Linked DNA regions of Homo sapiens: region 2 is linked to region 1. Evidence: chromatin loops called from intact Hi-C (ENCODE). Cell type or tissue: mammary epithelial cell. All regions are shown on one strand.

What was found. Peaks named below come from ENCODE experiments on the same cell type or tissue, not always from the same donor. Only the 100,000 strongest peaks of a DNase experiment are listed, where the experiment ranks them.
Region 2: it touches region 1 in a loop (7-fold over the local background); 8 of 110 quality-filtered maps call a loop at or near these places.

The regions. Positions count from the first base shown.
Region 1 is chr14:63,371,960-63,379,959 of GRCh38, reverse strand. PPP2R5E (protein phosphatase 2 regulatory subunit B'epsilon) reads left to right here. Exons shown (of 14, transcript NM_006246.5): 14 at 3,852-8,000. The coding sequence ends at 3,951. Among named protein-coding and RNA genes, the nearest start is that of GPHB5, 57 kb to the right of the region's middle. In mammary epithelial cell, no CTCF peak of the experiment used is centred here; a DNase peak (open chromatin) is centred at 3,959.
Region 2 is chr14:62,159,173-62,167,172 of GRCh38, reverse strand. No RefSeq gene overlaps it. Among named protein-coding and RNA genes, the nearest start is that of LINC00644, 23 kb to the right of the region's middle. In mammary epithelial cell, a CTCF peak has its summit at 3,997; no DNase peak of the experiment used is centred here; H3K27me3 peaks cover 221 bases.

The sequences.
Region 1 (8,000 bases):
GGGAGACTGAGTTGGGAGGGTCAGTTGAACCCGGGAGGTGGAGGTTGCAGTGAGCTAAGATCATGCCACTGTACTCCAGCTTGGACATTGGAGTGAGACTCTGTCTCAAAAAAAAAAAAAAAAAAAAAAAAAAGAGAGAGAATATTGAAGAACAACTTATTTCCACTCAAATTATTTGGTTTGTATTTAGTGAACTTCAATAATAAAACTATTTTCTGGTTATTATCTAAACTAAATAGACTAAACCCTTGAAAAAGATGAGAATTAACTAAGGGGACCAGGAATAGATAAAACTATTATTTTATCTATTCCTGGTTGAGGTTGATTATGATATTCTGGCATATTACAGTTATTTATAATGAGTGTACTTTCTTAATGAGAAAATGGGGGCCAGGCGTAGTGGCTCACGCCTGTAATCGCAGCACTTTGGGAGGCCAAGGCAGGCGGATCACCTGAGGTTGGGAATTTGCGACCAGCCTGACCAACATGGAGAAACTCCATCTCTACTAAAAAATACAAAATTAGCCGGGCGTGGAGGCACATGCCTGTAATCCCAGCTACTCAGGAGGCTGAGGCAGGAGAATCACTTGAACCCGGGAAGGGGAGGTTGCCATGAGCAGAGATTGCATCATTGTACTCCAGCCTGGGCAACAAGAGGAATCCCAGCTCTTTGGGAGGCCGAGGCGGGCGGATCACGAGGTTAGGAGATCGAGACCATCCTGGCTAACATGGTGAAACCCCGTCTCTACTAAAACTACAAAAAATTAGCAGGGCGTGGTGGCGGGTGCCTGTAGTCCCAGCTACTCGGGAGGGTGAGGCAGGAGAATGGCGTGAACCCAGGAGGCAGAGCTTGCAGTGAGCCGAGATTACACCACTGCACTCCAGCCTGGGCGACAGAGCGAGACTCCGTCTCGAAAAAAAAAAAAAAGAAAATGGGTTTTTAAAAGCAAGAATAATAATTTGTCAAATGAGCAATAGAAGGGTGTACTGACAGATGGAAACATTGGTTTCTCCATAGGTGTGGGAATAGGACAAGGGAATGAAGAAATTTAGTTGGTACTGTCAGAGAATAACTGAATGGACAATTTTACTTCAGGATGGCAAGAAGTTAATGGTTTCAGTTCAGATCAAATTTTGAAGTATTACAAATCTGAAAATGGTGGGTGGAATAAGTACTTAACACTGTTAGATACATATGCCAACATTAGTGCTATGTAAAATTGAAATTAGAAGAGAATTTGACAATATCCCCTGCATGACAGTGTGGTTAAGCGTTAAAATTTCCACCTACAGGGAGAGAGAAAAGTGGGAAAGATTGGGGGTGACAATAACTGTGTCAGCAATATTTAGGATTTTTAAAGATAGAGTTGTCAGTATGAAAGCCGTGTGATAACTGAGCATAATGCTCAGTTGGAGGAAAAGCCCAACAGGATAAATTGCATTGAGTGCCATATTTGATCAAAAACATGAAACACTTTAGTAACAAGATGATGAATGTTTTAATGATGTCAACACTTAATTAACCAATTTATGCCTAGTGTTCCATTATTGGAACGCTAAGCTTGTGGGAGTTATTTCTATCCCACTGCTCAAGGTCATCGTCAAGGTCTGATTTTTCACAAGAAAGTTTTACAACCTCTGGCATAAATGGGTTAAAACTGCAAATTAGGGCAATGTGAACCTGAAATACATTGAAATGTTTTTTAGTTGAGTAAAATTCCAAGCCCTTGCTTACCATCCCCTTATCTCTCCAAATAAAAAGGTCATATTCATCGAAAGTCAGCAGGATCTATACAATTGATTTATATATACCCAAATTGTGTTTTTTGCTAACATTGATTTAGACCTCATAATTATTCCCAGACTGTACTGAGAAACAAAAAGTGATAATTTGTCAAACAGCTTGATTATGTTTAGAATCTGGAATGCACCAGGAGTGGTGGTGCACACCTGTAGTCCCAGCCACTCAGGAGGCTGAGGCAAGAGGATTGCTTGAGCCCAGGTGATTGAGGCTACAGTGAGCTATGATTGTGCCACTGCACTTTAGCCTGAGCAACAGAATGAGACCCTGACTCTAAGAAAAGAACAAAAGCAAAAACAAAAAAGCCAGAAGAAGATTGGAGGATTATCTAATCTTGCCCTTATTGTCCTATAAGTGCAATTTTTTCAGGGTCAAAATTAACAAATAGGTAATTTTATGAAAACTAGTCTGCTTACTGAAATTTATATTGTGCAGATTTGTATTTGAGATAGCTGAAACTAATTATGGTAAACAAGGCCTAAGTTATGAAAATATTACCTATTAGATCATGATATTAATTACCATATGGCTTTACTAAGCCATAAACATTTATTGTAAAGAGTTCCACTGGTTTGTGCTCCCATATGGTCTTAAACATTTCTGGTTAATACCAGACTATTATGGCATTATAATTCAACATTTCCTCAAGTCTCTAGTGGAATAAGAATATAAAATTACTTAGGTTTTTCTTGAGTTTTTTGGGAGTTGGAGGGGATGAAGATTAATCTCTATTGCTCTAGATATTAATATAACTTTTAAAAAACATTGGTTATAATGTTTTAAAAAAAATGAGGCATTGGAATTACATACAAATTTCACTCAACCCATGTGGATTTCCCTGCGTAGAAATTGTACTGTGGCTGAAGTTTTAATCCTTGCTAAGTGGGGTAGTGCATGGATTACATCCCCATGCCTGAGATGGTGGAGCCCCCATTTTCAGGAATTATCTGAATTCCTGGATTTATGAATGTTAATCTGGATCAGCATTTTTTTTTTTTTATTTTTTTTTGGAGACGGAGTCTTGCTCTGTCCCCCAGACTGGAGTGCAGTGGTGTGATCTCGGCTCGCTGCAATCTCCGTCCACCACAATCTCCGCCCCCCGGGTTCAAGCGATTCTCCTGACTCAGCCTCCCAAGTAGCTGGGACTCTAGGCATACGCCACCATGCCCGGCTAATTTTTGTATTTTTAGTAGAGACGGGGTCTCACTGATGATCCACCCGCCTCGGCCTCCCAAAGTGCTAGGATTACAGGCGTGAGCCACTGCGCCCAGCCTGGGTCTGCTTTTTATTGGTTCGCTGCAACATGGAAAAAAACCAGAGACAGTGTAGTGAATTATTTTTAGTAAATGTGAATTTATATAACTTACAATATAGTCTTATATTCCTGCATCATGTACTTCCTACTTGGTTGATGTTAAAAATCCTTTTTTTGTAAAAATGTAATTTTAAAATGTCCTTGGCAAAATATAAAGTTTGTCGATTCTAATTTGGACATCTAATTTTTGGGGGAAGTTTTACCAAATAGTGAAATCTCAAAGTCTGAAAATCACTAAATTTAAAATCAGTGAAATTGATATTGAACCCAATTTGAAGGCTTGATGCATTAAAATTTAATACTTAATAATATCAACCAAGTTCTTTTCAGATCATTAAAAGTGAAATCACAAGTTTTCAGTTTCTTCTAAACTACTGAAGAATTTAAATATGCATGAGGTGGGAAAAATAGGAATAAAGGAGCAGATATATTTTCTTGACCTACTATATTCTCTGTATCAGTGTCATCTCCAGCATCCTTTTTGAGAAACTATTTGGAGATAAAGAAAAATTAAGATTCTTACTAAGCTGCAAGTGAAAATCACTAATATGCCCTTGATTTTACAATAACTGATGCATATAAGTCATTCCCATTTTTGTTTCTTAGTAATTTTAAAGTTAATTTTCTCAATTAAGCTAAGTATAAAGGAGTGTTAAGGTGAAATTGTAAAATATTCATTGTTGCATAATCTCATTAAACCTCAGCTGTTTACATTGTATTCTGTTTCTTCCTCAGTGAGAAAAAGAAAGAAAAGGAGCGTGAAGAATTGTGGAAAAAATTGGAGGATCTGGAGTTAAAGAGAGGTCTTAGACGTGATGGAATAATTCCAACTTAACAAAAACAATGACAACAACATTACTAACCTGTGGAGTCACACGTTTATGTAGTAGAAGATGGAGCAACAGTTTTCTGTATTGTGCAACTTTACAGTAGATTTCACCTTTGTTTCATTATTACAGCAGCACTGTATATACCTGTCTCTAAGTAAAGGAAAAAACAAAATAAGGACTTCAATCCAAAGTTTGGACAGTAGATGGACTTCTCAGAACTTTGCAAACATAATCATTGTTCTCACCCTCTTTTAAAAAAAAAAATCGGTCTTCAAAGATCTGTTGATGAAATTGCTATGTTAAAATTCCATTATCGGGAGTTCCTTATTTATCACTAGCAGAGAGTATGATACAATTTTCAAATGTGAACAATCTTAAATTTAGCTTGTCTTTCTGCTAAGCTGTTAAATGTATTTATAGTAAAGGAAGAAAAAAAGACTGTCATTTCCTTATAAGTTTGTGTAACATCCTCCTCTGGATAACTTGACTGTAATTTAACATCTTTTTCTTTTGCACATCTTCCTGAGTTGAATGTCCACGTGGAATGGGGTCATGAATTATAAAAGTCCCTGATAAAAGTTTTGTTTACTGGGGTGAACATCTTTCCAGTAACCAGGTAGTCCTGGTACTCCTTTAGTTTTAAAATTAGGAGTTAAGAGAGAAGAGGTGATAAACATAGTAGGGAAGGGAATATCGGATTCATGCATCAGTTTATGGTGAATCCAAATCAATGTCTTGAATCCTTTGAAAACAGGCACTGGGACATCACAGGCTTCAGTACCTGACCAGTATTAGTTGCATATATCATTGAACACACATACCAGAGATGTTTTAGAAATGTGAGAAAAACATCCTTTTGGACCATTTGAAATAAGAAAGACAAACACTAAACAATACAACCATGAAATTGATCACCGGGATTGCAAATCTAATTGGGAAAAGAGTTGAGCAAACAGCTTGGACTGTTTGGAGTTGTTGCCTTACTTTTTAATATGTATTTATAAAGTATTCCAGCAAAAGAGGATGTAGCCTCTGGGAAAAAACAAACATGTTACAGTGTTTTTTGTAGATTCTCGTTCTATATCTCATCACAGCGCCAGCCCTGTTTTTAGCCGGAAAGGATTCAGGATAAACATTATTATGCATTCTGAATTGGATGCATATTCCTAACTACTGTATTTGTTACCAAAAGTGGTTCTACAAATGCTACTGAAAAAAATCTGGAAATTCCTAATGTCCTGAGTATTAATAATAAAGTTTAAAAATGCTTTTATATCAAAGGTGCATCGTGACCAAATTGTTTAAGAAAAAAAAACAAAAAAAACAAAATCTAGGGCTGTATTTTATATATATATATATATATATATATATATATATATCTTATTGGCTCTCTGCTTTGTATTTAAATGAAGAATCTTACATCTTGGGTAGGTAAACTGCTGATAAAATTTGTGTACAGTATGTACTTACCTAATGCAGTTGCATTATTACGTACTGAAAGATATGTGTTTGGAGGTTTATTTCCAGGATGCATTTGCTTGTTTTGGTCATGGCAGCAGTGAGTTGGTAATCCTAAACCATCACTTCCAGCAGTATTCATGGTATAGAGCTGATCTGTGTTCATATGTTGAATTGTGATAGTAGCAAACATGAACATATGAACTATTGTTGCTCTTAATAGAAATACAATATAAATATGGGCTTGTATATTTTCTTCCTTACATTTAAATATAAAGTAGAATACGCAGTTTTATTATTTTCAAGAAAAAGAAAGAGAAGCTGCTGACCTTTCTCCCCCATAAAGTTTTTCAGGATGATCAGGTCACAGTGTGTACGTAAGAGTCAGCTAATTATGGATATTGTCATCTCGGTAACTTTGTAAAAAAACAAACAAAACTGGCATTGTTAATTCCAAAAAGAAAAAAAAAAGCAGTAAAAAAAAAAAGTCATATGCAACACCAGACGCAACATGGTTTAATGGAATTAATAGTTTTTTTTTTTTTTTTTTTAAAGAACATTGATGGGGATTCACTGTAAAGTTGGCAGAGGCTGCCAAAGACGAAACAACTGACTTTAAAAATGCTGGAACAATGTGATAAAAAATAAATTTGTAACAAATCTTCTCCTTTTTAGCCCTTGTCATTTTAGCCCTTTAGTTTCAACTCTGCATTATATTTAGTTTATATAGTGTAAACTTTTGTTTGCCATTAATTCATCTTTTTAGGTAGAAGACATTAAAATCACAGGTTTATGAAGAATCTCTGCTCATTGGAATGAAATGCAGTCATTTGAAATGAGAAAGGCCAGGATCCTTTTTTGTACCTTACCCTGTCTTCAAGAGTAAAGGTGAACACTTACAGCTCTCCTCCTTGATGTCAATTTTGTATGTTGATCATTCCAAACTGAGAAGAATAAAGCCACATTTTAGACATATTTATAGAATCAATTAAAGCTATATGTCTAAAATTCGTAGGGCAACTTCTGAGAAGAAACACCGTCTTTTTCTTTTTTAATGGAAAGTGACAATGTGACATTAGTCATGTTGTGTGCGGTGACGCAGAGTAACTGAGGTAATCTGACTGTTGCACTATGTGACATATTTCAGGACGTACTTGCTGCATTTGCAGCAGCCCTCTCTCTCTGTCCCTTCCCACAATTCTGCTGTTGCTGCAACTTGAGTTAATTGTGACAAATGCATCTTTGTGTTATATTTTGTTTGCTTCATAATTTCCAGAACTATATATAAATATATTTTTTAAATAGCAAATATTGTAGTTAGTGAGTGATGATCACTCCAACCTTATCCTTACCATATTGGTTTCAGGGATAGGATTAAGAGTGTCTTTGGAAGAGAAAAATACACACAACCCTGTGGTTTAGAATGACGCTGAGGCCTTAGGCTGTGGGCCTAGAACAACTATGTGAGTGAATTCACCCATCTCATACTTTGAATCAAGCATGCATTCCTGTTTCTCATTGTGAAGTATCCCCAGTTGTTTTCCTTCAGTGTTGAGTTTTTGTCCTTTTAAATTTTATTATATTTTGCTCTCCCTAACATTTGACTGTTTTTTATAAAAGAAAAGAAAAAAAAAGAAATAAATAATACCCTCGATGCCACTGGATACTCACAAGCAGGGTTATGCTCCTTCATCTTGGGCTTGTTTGCCTAAATGAAAGGGTTTAATTTATTTTGTACCTCCTATGCGTGGGATAGTCCAGGGTGCAGAGCCAGGACTTGCTTGTAATTGCACCTGCTATACTTAAATGTATAGCCCTAGGCTCAATCACACTATGGAAAGAAACAAAAAAAGTATATTTAGAGCTTTAAAAGCTTTTTTATTTTTTTGTGGGGATGAGGGTGGGATGGGAAAGGGATGTATGGATGTTATTGGCATTTTTAAGTGTTTAGAGTTTTTTGGGGTTTGGGGTGGTTTTTTTTCCTTGTTTTCCTTTTTTCCTTTTAATTGGATGCACTGACCTGGCCCAGGAAATGAAGAGATTCTCTTTTGATGCTATTACCAATGTTATCATAAAGTGACAGTCACCTGTAACAAAAAGGTGGCACCAGACATGATCACTGATGTTTTATTTGCACATCAATATTTTTATTTTTGTATTCTGGCTCAGCTGCTTCTCTGAGTGGAGTTAAGGAATGAGCCACAAAGATTTTTGTAGTAGGTATATTGGCATTGCATTTTATATTCCTCTATATTTAATTTTGAAAACCTAAAAGAAGGATTGTGCATCTTGAGAGAAAGTTGAGCAAATTGTGATCTAGCGGAATGTTAATTTGTGCTGCTTCTTGTGCACGATAGCAGCAGTAGTATCTCTCTTGGAAATAAACATCCCATATTATGATGTCTATGAATATAGGTTTCCTTTTCTTCCTTCCCTCCCTCCTTCCCCCACCTTTCTCTTTTTTTTTTCTCTCTCAGCTTCTCTTTTCCTCCTTCCCTCTTCCCTTCCTCTTTCTTTACTTTTTTTGAAATCACTTATTGTAAATAAGTTGTAATCCAAACCTCATGTATCAATGGGGAATTTTCAAATATAAATA
Region 2 (8,000 bases), 1.2 Mb after region 1:
CGTGTTGCATCTCATCCTCTCTGCCCAATCCTACTTCCTTCCCTTCCTTTCATGGGGGTTGACAGCAAAGACATTTCATATAAAATATTCTGCAAGCTAATCTCATTTTCAGAGTCCACTTCCCAGGTTAACCAATCTGCAACATTGAGCAAGTCAGGGAAACTGGTGGAAATGAGAGGTCCTTTGTGCTGGATATCTTCCATATCTATTCTCCACTCTTCTTCCTGCTCTGTTCCCTTCTCTATGGACTCCATCATCCAAGCCCTTTGCCCACTGGCTTCTCAAGGGAGACCAACAGGAGACTGAAGGGTGAGAGAATAAAGCGATCAAAATACATATGGCCCAGGCTCCCTTACTGTCTTCTCACAGGTTGGGCCATGACTGCAATGCTCCACTGAAAACCTTGACTTTAAAAAGTGACCCTCTCCCAGGTTCAGAGGTATAGCTCTCTGCAGTTTCCCTGAATTGTCCCCCACTTCCTCACTCTTGTTTTGCTCTTTTGGATTTAAGAGTAGGAATGAACCTTGTCTATTGTGAACCCTGGAGAGTTTCATTGGCCTTTTTTGGTTTCCCTTAACTCTGCCCACAGTTTTGTAGAAGACTCCTTATTAAGTGTTCTTTAATTACCCTACCCAAGTACGCCATCTGTTTTCTGCTGTGTCCCTGATAAACACAGACCAGTAGAAGTTTACTTGTATGGAGATGCAAGCAGCCTTCTGAGAAATAAATCTTTCTAAGGAATGAGAGAGAGGGCACACAGCCTTAGCTGGAGGCATAAGGCTAACAGATAAGATTGTGGGCTTAGAAATCAGAAGTTCTGGGTTCAAATGTACAGCTGGTGAGTGACTTCACCTCTATTAAGTCTTACTTTACTCATCTATGTACTCGAGAAAACAGTGATACCTACCTGTGTCAGGATGCTTTCAGCTTCACGGAACAGAAAAACTGAACCAAATCGGCCAAAATGATCACATTTATCGCCGACAGCAGGAAATTAAGAGATTGTGAGAACTCTAGGTTGTAGCTGCATCACGGCTCCGGCACCATTTCGCTGCACTTCTCTTGTTTTACTTTCCTTTGTACAGTTTATCTTCAAACTAGCTTCCCTTACTGTTGGAAGAAGGCCATGAACAGCAATAACAGCAACGTGCTTCCTTTGTCTCCTCTGGTGTAGTGAATGTCTTTCACCCAAATCACGGAGTAAAAGCATTATCCTTCATTCTAATTGGTTCAACTTACTTTGCTTGTCCACGCCTGTACCAGTGAAAATTGCCCTGATTGGCTAAGGCCTGGGCACTGAGCCAATCGTTGGCAAGGAAGATGATATTACCATGATTAATTTAACTGATTAGGATCTAACCCTGGAGGTAAATGTAGGGTTCCCATCCTGAGTCTCACATGCTTCCTCGGGGGAAAGATAGATACGTTTCAGGTGAAGGGCTCAGGTGAATACCAGCCAGCATTACCAGGTGCTGAGTGGATCCTACAGGCAGAAGAGTCATCTAATGCACCTGTCCGTGTTCTCCAACATTCTGTAGACAGCAGGCTTGGAATGGTGTAGCTGTACGCAGAGGAGGGCTGTGCTCCAGGCAAAGGACACCATCTCCTGTCACTCTCCATTTTTGTGATTGAGTTTGGTCACCAACTTGTCTAAGTTGAGCCTCATAATTGTGATTTGTGCACTTTTCTATACATTTGCTTAGAAAGCATACATTCTTTATAAAAAATGTCCAACTTCACATTTTCTGTCAAATTACCACCCACCTTTCATTTCCTGTTCTAAGACAGGTTTATCAAAGAGAAATGTAGCACCCCATTTCTCCATCTTCCTCTCCTTCCTTAACGCACACTCAACAGGCTGCTCGCCCCACGGTTCCCCCATAATTGCTGAAGCTATGACCACCAACTGTTAAGCCAGTGGACCCATGTCAGTCTTCATTTTATTTGACCTCACAGCAGCCCTCCACACAGTTGACCTCTCTCTCGTTAGGTTTCTGTGACTCTATACTTCCTCAGCTTTCCTCCTACACCTCTCATCATTGCTTGGGATTCTTTGATTATGCATCCTCCTCTACACAGCTTCTAAATGTTGGAGATATATGCTAGTAGTTCTCAAACTTTAGCATGAATCAGAATCATCTGGGGAACTTGTTAACACTCAGATTGCTGGGCTGTGCTCCCACTTCTGATTCCAGTGAATCAGAAACGTGCATTTCTAATAAGTTCCCAGGTGACACTGCTGCTCTAGGGATCACACTTTAAGGACAACTTTCCCACCTGACTTTCTTCCAGACCCCAAATCTATATATTTGACAATACTACTTGGATATTTCTCAGGCTTTTCCATGCTACTTGTCCAAAACTGACATCATGAAATTGTACCCATATCTGCTTCTCTTCCAGTTGCCCATGGTCTTAATAAACTCAATTACTTACTGAGGCCACAGACTTGGGTGCCATCCTTGATTATTCCCTCTCCTTCACTCTTCATATAACTAGTTACTACCTCATGGCTCCTCTACCTCCTACTTATGTCTCAAATCCATCCCTTTTATCTCCACCAGCACTAAAACCTTATGCCTGGAAGGTGGCATAGCTTCCCAACTAGTCTCCCAGCATCTGTACACTGAACTGTTCTCCACATATCTGCCAGAGTGAGCTTATCTAACTCAAATTGGATCCCATCACGTTCTTATTTTAAACCTCTGCATAGTTTCCCAAATGCTCTTAGATAAATGCAAAGTCCACAGTACAGCCTATAGGCTGTGGGAGATTATCTCTAGCCTCATCTCATGCCTCTCTCCATTAGGCACTGACTGTCCTGGGCCCACCCTGTTTCTCACATGTACTCAATTCCTCCCTCCTGGGGCCCTGTGTGCATGGCTTTCCTTCCTGCCCGACTCTCTTGCCCTTCTGCCGTCACCTCATTAACTTCTGGTCATTCTTGGCTTCCCAACCTGCGTTGTTTTAAATTCTGTAGGTATTTAAATTCCACAAGGATTTAAAACACCTGTACTTGTTCTTCATGATTCTTGTCAAAAATATTTTTGGTAATTAAATGGCATTTCATTTGGTTCTGAACTATGAAAAAGCAGCAGCCCTGTCTGTCTTGCTTGTAGTATACCCCAACTATAGTTAGCACTCAATAAATAATTTTGAAAAAAGAATGAATGAATGTGTTTGAGAGCACAAAGGAAAAACCTACTGTCTCTGGACTTAGAGGTGCTCTGCAGAAGATGAGACATGTGAGTTGAATTGAGTCTTAAAAGATGCACAGTAGTTTGCCAGGTGAACAAAGTCTCTGTAGAATTTTCTCATAGTGATCAGCCCAAAAGAGTGACAAGATTCCTACCTATGTCTCTCAAAAGTGTTTCTTCAGTGCTATAAGGAGGCTTTGGGCTGCCTGAAGGGTGGCCACTCATCCAGAAGCTTTTGTGTTCAGATTCAAATCCTGTTCCGTTTATGCAGGAGAGAGACTGGGTACAGGAAGAGAGGTGAGTGAGAGGTTTGCAGGACACACCACCAGACCTGTCCTCAGAACAGTGAATATTCCCATGCCCACAAATCAGAAAGAACCCAGGGATAGAAAATCCACTGGAGAGTCATGGGATGAGGAGGGAAAGTGAGGGTATCCCCCTGCCAGGTTGACCTGAGAAATTGAGAGTAAGTGTGCAAGGGTAAGGGACAAGACAAGAACTTCATCTATGGGGGTTTATTTTCATCTTTTCAAGCTTCAAGATCTGCAACATCCTGCACCCTTGTAAATAGTTACCACTTTCCTAAGATTAATGTCACAAAGGGCGAACGCCAGGGTAGGACTCGTTGATTCTTGGCCTTGAATAAATAATGCCTTTTAGACGAAAGTTATGTGACTACTGTATCCCCATTGTTGTCTCTCTTCTAAGTTTTAGTAGATCCACAGGTAATTGGGAAAACGATTGTTATGCATCTGTTCCACGGCAGAGCAGGCTTTTAAACTAATGAAACATCGCCATCTAGAGTAGAATGGCTTGTGCTGCAGCAAGTCACCCAGAAAGAGAACCTGACCACAGAATCCTAGAATCACACAATTGCACGTTGGAAAGTGGTTCTCTGGAGTAATGTGGAAAACTTTACCATTTTGGGTCCCTTTTGAGCTGGCAATGCCCCCTTTCAGGAATGTATTCAATGAAATTTATTCCCAAACTGGAATCAACAAACCACTAGAAAGCATGAGACATTACAGACCTGTAAATTCTAAAGTTTGTGAAATGATGGATGTATTCAAAATTAATTAATGGATGCACAAACAGATTTATACATTTCTTATCAGAGAGATATTTGTAACGGCAAAAATCTGAACTAATAATCATGTTCAACAATGGAGAACTTGTTGAATGGATTGTGTAACATTTTATAATCACCAAAAATAGTATTGTAGAAGAATATTTAATGACTTAGAAAGTTGTCACCACAAATATATAAAGTGATTGTGTGTGTGTGCATGTGTGAGTGTGTGTGTGTAAAAGCCAGGTTTTACAAAAAAAAAAAAAAAAAAAAAGGCCAGTATGTCCACTATCATTTTGCTTTAGGAAGGGAAAGAGAAAAAGAAGAGAAAGAGGAGGGGAAATATATATATCAAAATACAGATAGTGATTGAGTGGTGGATTAAAAGTCATTTCTAGGCCGGGCGCGGTGGCTCACGCCTGTACTTCTGCCACTTTGGGAGGCTGAGGCGGGCTGATCACCTGAGGTTGGGAGTTCAAGACCAGCCTGACCAACATGGAGAAACCCTATCTCTACTAAAAATACAAAATTAGCCGGGTGTGGTGGTGCATGCCTGTAATCCCAGCTACTCGGGAGGCTGAGGCAGGAGAATCACTTGAACCCAGGAGGCGGAGGTTGCAGTGAGCTGAGATCGCGCCCTTGTACTCCAGCCTGGGCAACAAGAGCGAAACTCCATCTCAAAAAAAAAAAAAGTCATTTCTATATTCTTCTTTTTTCTACCCTATATTTTTTAGGTTTTCCACCATAAACATCATGTTATTATTGAATTGTGTTTTTCTAACAGAAATAAACACAGTAATATAACAAAGAGTTTATAAAGACAAACCACTCCACTGCAGCTCTAAGCACTCACCTGCACCCAAAATAATACCACAGTGGGGAGAATTCAATCTCAGTCATCAGTGGGGGCACACACACATGTGCACACATGCACACACACACGCACACACATGCACACATACACATACATACACACACATACTCACACAGCTGTGGCAAAGCAGTCCCAGGACCTTAGGTAGTGGCAACAGGCAGGGAGGCCTCCTCTGGTTTAGGAAAGAAGAGCCCTGTTTCAGCTTGGTTTACCCTCTTCAGATCTAGCTGTTTCAGGGAATGGAAATATTTTATATAGCCAAAGCTCCCAAAAGCTGCTGTCCTGCCTCCCACAACCGTCTAAGCACTGTATACCTGCCTGCTCTTTTCTGGGCTGCATAGACCTCTACTCCCCTTCCAAGTCCAAAGGAAATCTTTCCTCCCCAATTTTTTGAAAACTTGTCCACCATTGTATTCCACTGAATACCTGGAATGGAGATTTTCATTCTCTCTTATATTCACGTCAGACATATTGATCAGTCAGCATACAAATGAAAGTTTAGTGCTCGGCAATTCCTGGGACATGAACTTAACGTGTAGGTAGGACAGCCGTTCTAACTGGGAGGGAACTGGTTAACGAAAGTAAGCCCTTTCCAGCACTACAGCAACATCCTCAGTGCCAGCAGGGAAAACATCAAAGAGGTCAATAAGACAACCCAGGTGGATAAAGGAATTGACTGGATCACATCAGGCCTCAAACACTAGAGGAGAGGGGGAAGAAAAAAAAATTTTGTTCCCCTTTATTTTGTTCCAAATTTTGCCCAAATTTTTGTTCCCCTTTATTCTTATCATTGGTGCTTTCTGTCCTTCTTGATGGTGTCATTTTAATGTTTAACACCACACTTAGTCACATTCCATATTCCCTTTTGTATTATAAAGGTTGCCAGTCTTCTTTTTACCGGCCATGGAATTGTTCAATTTCCCATTCTTGCAATATAGCCTGTCGGGGATCTTAACATTTGCTTTGTCTATGGATGTTGCATGTTGGGAAAGCCACTCTCAGCTCTGAGCAGTAATTTCAGCATCTAGAGTCCTGAAGGAAGCCATCAAGTATTAATTGACCATGATTAGATGTTGTATACTACTAGAGCTGAGAAGAAGATAGAAGTCACTGACGATGAGCTTCCTGAGTACAAACACTGCTAAGGGAGTGAAGGCTGCAATTATAAACTGCAACACAGATCAAGTTACCATGAAGTTACCAACTTTTTACATGGCAACAGGAGGGAGGCCTTTTTACAAATTTTTAAAATTTTAATAATTTGTAAAGACTATTTTTAAGTATCACAGCATCTACCACTGCCACAATTTCATAGTTACCAAAAATACCAGGATATTAAATTGAGACATGCTAATCAGCTGCTCCTATTCATTTATTCAACAAATACGTATTGAGTGCTTACTAAGAGCAAGGCTTGTAGCTTGGCATTGAAGAACGAAACAAACATTGTCTCTGTGATCCTGGGGTTTATAGTTTATTGGGGGAAACTTGCCTTTAGAATGCAGAACGATAAGAGTTATAATACACATGGTTTCCAAGTATGCACTTCTGCAACAACCCCTGATTTTTGTCTGGGATCCCTTCCACTGCACTTACAGTCCAAGTCCAAGGGTAGGACACAACACCCAAAGCTAAGCCAGTCAGTTCGTTTTGCTCATCTGTGTTTAGGAATCGGTTCTGGGTTGGGTTTATGACCCAAGGAAAGCCAATCAGACCTAATAAGGACACAATTCCCAACCCTCAGTTTGAGCTATCAGAGATTAGGAATCTTTCTTTTCCCACTAGACAGACAGAAAATGTGCAGTTGGAACCCCATTGCAAGAGGGCAGACAGTAGAGGCAGGAGCAGAACCAGGGAGGCTGGCAGAGAGGAAAACTGGCACCCAAGGGATGGTCCAAGCCTCCATTCATTTCATTTAAAGTAGCTATAATTCTAGAACTTCTATGTCCCTTGAGCCAATATTTTCCCTATTTGGGTTGTGTTTCTGACACTAACAACTGAAAATGTGTAGATTGATAGGTAAAGCCCAGTACAGCATAGGATTCAGCCACTAAAAAAAGTTTTCCTAAAGAAATGTCCTATCAACTTAGAACACATATTAAAAGAGTTCACCAGAGAACCCTGGCTATTGCCACACATTGTGCACTGCCTGCAATGGTTTTATCCGTATTGCTCTTAGGACGTGATTATTATGCACTTTCCTGACTTTCAGATGGAAAAGAAAATGTTGCCAATCCCCTGAACAACCCAGTCATTCTTAATGAGAGGGACAATATGAAGAAGGCTGTGTGGTAAAGAAGGAAAACAAAAAAGACACAAAATAAATCGAAGCCAGTCACACTTAAAAGTTGGGTACACCAGACTCCCACTGTAGATTCAGAATAAATAGCAGACAGGAAGAACAGACAGACAGACACACTCCTGCCACACATATGCACATATCAACATACTGCAATGATGCTTTAATAATGCCAACTAATTATGCCATCTTTCATAGAGAGAGACAGTAATTGTGTTTCTCGAGTGTGGTGACGTAAGCATTTTCAGATTCTACAATGTAACCATTTTGAAGAATAAGTTGAGAGTATCTATCCAGAGTCTTATAAATGTATTTGACTTTAAAATTCCACTTTTATAAACCTATCATGAGAAAACTGAAAAGGCTTTATGTATGATATTGATAAAAGTACTATCTGTAATACCAAAAAATTAAAATCATTTAAATTTCCAACAAAAATATAACATTATTTTCCCTCTAATTGAATAAATATTTACACCAAAGGATGTTTTTCAAAAGCCAGTAATGACAGGAGAATTTTTGTTGTAATGTTAAGTGAAAAGAACTGGATACAAATTTGCA